Linked DNA regions of Homo sapiens: region 1 is linked to region 2. A link is a loop called in an ENCODE intact Hi-C map of the cell type or tissue named here. Cell type or tissue: B cell. All regions are shown on one strand. Links, peaks and the distances in the headings refer to the core of each region. The heading gives the core; the rest is flanking DNA.

Evidence for each region. Peaks named below come from ENCODE experiments on the same cell type or tissue, not always from the same donor. Only the 100,000 strongest peaks of a DNase experiment are listed, where the experiment ranks them.
Region 1: it touches region 2 in a loop (2.0-fold over the local background); 1 of 110 quality-filtered maps calls a loop at or near these places.

Annotation. Positions count from the first base shown.
Region 1 is chr21:26,069,906-26,072,722 of GRCh38, forward strand. The region is part of intron 3 of APP (amyloid beta precursor protein); the gene reads right to left. Among named protein-coding and RNA genes, the nearest start is that of APP, 99 kb to the right of the region's middle. In B cell, for the core only: no CTCF peak of the experiment used is centred there; a DNase peak (open chromatin) is centred at 1,266; H3K4me3 peaks cover 862 bases; H3K27ac peaks cover 2,113 bases.
Region 2 is chr21:25,966,200-25,969,016 of GRCh38, forward strand. All of the region lies in intron 11 of APP (amyloid beta precursor protein), which reads right to left. Among named protein-coding and RNA genes, the nearest start is that of APP, 200 kb to the right of the region's middle. RefSeq lists an enhancer at 1,781-1,890. In B cell, for the core only: no CTCF peak of the experiment used is centred there; a DNase peak (open chromatin) is centred at 1,562; H3K4me3 peaks cover 1,178 bases; H3K27ac peaks cover 2,282 bases.

The DNA.
Region 1 (2,817 bases), core at 36-2,535, 100 kb after region 2:
GTTAACAATAACAAGAGTTAGCCATGAAGTAATTAGGATATAGTACTTGAAACTGGCACCACCTTTTACCAGGCATTACAATATTGCTATGAGTTCACAAAGCTCTGTTAGAGCAGAGGAAAAAGAAGGATTTGAATTCTGTCACTGTACTAGCAACACCACCTAGGGATGAGGAAGACAATATCTAATAGAATAACAAATAAAGTAAGTATACATGATTCATCAAGCTCTTCAATAAAAATGTATTTTAGAATTTATCAACATCCCTTTTGAATCATGTTTCAAAAATCACACAATCTGTTCAAACACGGATAGACCCCCAGATAAATCAGAATCTCTCTCTCTGTTACCACGCCTCTGTGGACTTAGAAATCACCACTTAGATTTGTAAACAAGGCTTAGTTTCATTATTGTAAATCAATTTGGCAGGACTTATCACTCCACAGAGAGCTGAAATAATTGAATTTCTGGACTTCTAAGGAAGAAGGTTTAAGTACATTAAGGCTTCCAAAAGGAAGATCACCAACTCTTCTTTAGCAGAAAATGCCCCTGGAGAATTTTGAACCATTTCTTGATCTAGTGGCAACTGGATGTTATCAGTGGCAACTAAGGTATCTGTCTACACCTGCTGAGGCTCACAAGTAAAAACTAAAAAGTACTGTGAATCTCTGTGATAATGGAGCGTAAAGCTACCACTTAAGTCTTTATTACTAGTAAGTAACGGATTTTAAGAAAAAAAGAGATACTCAAATCTATCTATAGATAACCAAAAAACCAAACAAAACACCCAGAAAAATCTAAGGTTGAAGAACATATATAATTTGAGACTTTTGAAACAAAACACCCAGAAAAATCTAAGGTTGAAGAACATGTATAATTTGAGACTTCTGATCAGAGCCTTCCTCAATAATGTAAGTTTAAAAACTATTACCAAAGTGACAAGATCCCATGTCAGATAGCAGAATGAGAACAAGGCTACTCTTCAACTTAGTCATCCTCTTTTATCACTACAACTTCAATCATAGATGTAAATGGAAATTTCTGCTTCCTTTGCTACTTTTCTGCTTGACTGAATTTTATAATGAAAAACGTCTGTTCCTTCCAGGCAGAGCACGAGTGTCATTCAAATTGTACACACCAGGCAAAGAGTGAATGCATTTGTTTAGATGCAAAAATCATTTAAATATGTGTCATTATAGGCTGCAGCACATTTGCGGATTCGGCAGTTTAAAATTCTCTTAAGCAATAAAGCAAGGCATCAAATGAAAGTGCACTCAGGCTTCAAACATCTTCAGACTATGTTTTCCTGTTTGCACACAGCGAGCCCCGCCTTCCTTTCCTGACCCCACTCAAACAGAAAGCAGTGGAACCATGCCCTAGCCCATCCTATTACCCCAAACGTCTTCCAGGTCAGCAATCCAAAGTCACGTGAAAGCTCCATCTTCAGTTTCCCTCTCCAGGGAGCAAATATTTTGAAGAGCAAGCATTCCAAGCAAGCAGAAACTCAGCCTTTAAATCAAACTAAGCTTAAAAGTAAGGTCCTGCCGCACACAGAAGGCAACAGAAAAGTGTCTGAAGAGATAGCTCCCATTTTATATTTAACATTTAGAAATGAGAAAACTGTGTGTGATTAATGCTTATAATTAGAGGGGGTTAACCCTTATTTCAAATAATGTAGTTCCTGTCTTTCATTTAAAATTATAAAGATGACTAAAATGTACATGAAAGGAAAATTACAGTTAGGATCTGCTGTGTTTTAACCCAGAACTGTGGTTTTTTGAAGAAAATGCTGGAAAAGATTCTGATTTGGTAAGAATATCTGGATATGAGAATCTTCTAAGAAAGGTGATTTACCATTTTCAGGCCAAAGGCAGAGAGTTTCTAACAATGATAAAATTAACAGGCTGTAGGATCTTCATTCTCTAAGCTTCAGGTGACCCTTTTAATGACTAAATAAAGTGTGTACTCAAGGTCACCCACGAGGAAGAAAAAGGTCAGTTCCCTCTCTTGAGGGACCCCCTCCCCACTCACGCTATTACACAGCAATTCTAGAGATTCACTTCATTTTTGGTTTATGTTCAAACTGTCTGGATATTTCAGGGCCTTCGCTTTTAAGTTTCCATAATAGGGCAGTTGACTATTTATATAAGTCCCTGGAAAATGTGTATTTTTAACGTCATCTAGAGTAGGCCACCTTTGGGGGAAAACAGCTAATGGGTTAAAAAGCCAACTGGTGTACCAAGTATGTACAAAAGACATCTTTTATAACAGTTCTCACGTGCAAAAGAACATTCATTAAGTATAACAATAAATAACAGGCAATATGTGCATTTTTCCAGACCCTAAGCACTTGATAAAGCCATATTGTCATTTTACACTCATTTTTAGTAGCTGTTTAATTGGTATTCCTGTATAGGACAGTTTTGTAGGTTTCCGGATTATTTCACATTCTCTTCTTCCTAGTTATAAATTTTGGTACAACTGTAAGCTCTCCTCACACTGTAATAATTACATTGCTGAGACCACATCTGTTTTTTTAAAAAAGATATTTTGCAAAAAATATATTTAAGTTGAAGTATCTGAAATACTTTTCAACGTCAAACTTTGAGAGGATTATGCTTAATTATATATCTTCACATCTTTAAATTGTTAAAAATGAATGCATAAATATTTCCTAGGGATTTATGCTTGATTCATTTGATTCTTACATACTAGTTGTTATTTACCGGCAGAGAAAGCAAAAGCAAAAAAAAAGAAAGCAAAAACAACAAAAATAGTTGATTCTGGTGCTAGTCCAGAATCAGGTTGATTTCTGCA
Region 2 (2,817 bases), core at 151-2,650:
GAGTGGCTTTACTGAAAGAGCATGTATACCATTCAGCATAGTTTATAAGATTTTGTTCACTAAATGCTAATTCTCTCATTTTCCTTCCCATTCACTATCTGTTATTGGGTTTGCCCTTAGGAGTGCCCAAGCTAATGAGTCCCCCTTTGCTCACCAATGTATACAGAACTCAACTAAAAATAAACGGATGGTGAACAAATAAATAATAAATATGTAAGTATAGAGCAATTATTTACTTTTCTGAAAGATGATCTTTTTGGCCTGGCAGTCTTTCAACTTTTAATTCCATTCTGATTAGCTTCATAAAATTTTGGTTAAATTCAAAACCTGCTGGTGGAATGCCTTAAACATTATAATATTCATCTGTCCACATACCAAGAACTCAGCAAATAATTTTTAACTTACTATCAGTTACATTGAGGTACAGATGTCCCATATTTGCTTTGGAGATATATGCTATATACATATATTTTATAAGATAATTTCTTTTGCAACGAAAAGTGATGGGTAGAAATAATTGGTTTGTTGGGTGAAGGGCAATTAGCGGTATCATATAAAAGCTCAAGTTTAGTACCACAATTTCTTTTTTGCTTTAGAAAAGAAAGGTACACCAACACCCACATTGGTTAAAGTTTGGTTTAGTTGTAATCCACATCATATAGTGGCGAAAAATTTATTTATGAGGTGGTTTAAACCTTCTCATGCCATCACCTGTTTACCTGTGACAAACCTCCCATTAATGTCTACCCTTGTTATCTCCAATGACGGCTGTTTCTTGTTGAACATTTATTGCTCTTCTGCTGGAATTTACCAAATAGCCTTGAGCAAAATCTCAACTTAGTGATGAAACCGTGCTCTTTAATGAAGAGTCTCACAGAATTCATGTTCTATCAAAGAATTATGTGAAGAAGTTTCCAGAGATCTCAGCAAAATTTAACATGTGGCTGAACCATTCAAAAATGAGAAACCAAAGAAGGATGCCGATGCTATAGAAACTGCCAACATTTTTTTTTTGCTCAATTAAACTGATAGCCTGAATGTGAAGCAGCAGATAGAAGCATGAAATGAATTTCAGTATGGATAAGATGGTTTCAATCGTTAAGACACTGAAAAAATCCAAACAACACAACTGGGATAGATAAACAGATGTACAGGAAAATGTTTCCTAATTCTCACTTCCCTTTAGAAAATGCAGTTGTTGAAGTCAGAATAATAATCATGATAACTGTCTGATGAAAGATTTAGACTAAGTATCTGTAAAAACACCAAAAATCTCAGAATTACAAAGAAAGCTTTGGCTGTGTATCCCTTATCTTTAAAACAGTTCAAGTCTTACAAATTAGGGGGTGCTAAGGTTTTCCAAACCTAGGCCTACAATAGAAAGTTGATTGAAATAAAAAATCCCTATCTGGCCTTTGGTTTAACTGTACAGGATCACATTAAGTCTAATTTCTCTTCAACAGTCAGGACATATCATCATCTTCTGTCTATGAAGGATAAGCAGAACGCTGAGAGTTACAAGGGGAAAGGCTCAGACAGCATTTAGTTCCTGTTTCATGAAGCTATGAATAGTTTGAGTACGAGCCCTGACAAAGTAAAAAGCAGGAAGTGCATGACTGTAGAGGGCAGGTTAAGAAATGATGAATGCTTAGCTTTAAGTATTTAATCTGGTAGCTTGCAGGCCTCCAAAGGTGGTAGAAGTTAACCTCCTGTGCTGCAGTTCTGGAGAGGCATTTAATTCTTCCAGGGGGAAAAAGTGCTAACTCCTTGATTTTCCAAAGAAAGTCTAAGGAAAGTAAAAAGGTGAAGGGGTTGGTGTTTAGAAGAGTCACTAGCCTTCAACAGAGTAAGAGTTTTTTCTGAGTGCAAAGACACAGCTCTGCTCAACTTTTTTTTCCCATGGGGAAAACAACTATTTTAATAATTGTAATATTTCAAGTATTTATCTCATTTTTTAACTTTTAATTTTGGAACAGCGTCTTGCTTTGTCATCCAGGCTGGAGTGCAGTGGCACCATCACAGCTCACTGCAGCCTTGACTTCCTGGTTCACACTCACACCTCAGCCTCCAGAGTAGCTGCGACTACAGGCGCGCACCATCATGCCTGGCTAATTAAAAAAATCTTTTTTTTTTTTTTTTTTTGTAGAGATAGGGCCTTTCTATGTTGCCTAGGGTGGTCTCAAATTCCTGGGCTCAAGGGATCCTCCCACCTCAGCCTCCCAAAATGCTGGGATTACAGCTGTGAGCCACCACATCTAGCCTAAAGTATTTATTTTAAATACATGTGCCTATATATGTATGACTCTAAATATGAGTCAAACAATGCATTTTTAGGTTGACCATTCAGTGTATTTGCCTATAGGTACATAACTAAATCAGAAATTTGAAACATACAGTATACTCAGACACAGGGACTCAGGAAATGAAATTCATTAGTAGAACAAGGAATTCTAGCTGCACAAAAACAACATCTCATAACACTTCCACGTTTAGGTTTAAAAACTGAGTAAAAGTATGATTTAAATCTGAGCTTCAAAGAAACTGAAAACAATCCACATTGTTTTGGAATCCCGTGTTTGCAAAGTCTGAGAATATACGGTAGAATTTGTTAAGGGTTAGACAGGTAATTATTCTAAGTGGTAACATCTACAGAATCTATGGAAACGACACTTTTGATTTACTTATATTCAAATACCATTTACTGAATACAGTTGTCTGCATTTTCCAGGCACGGTGGTTAAGTATGAGGGAGATCTCAGAAATATTTATGTATGACTCCTATTACAAGATGTGATCTTTTTCAGACAACCACCAGTA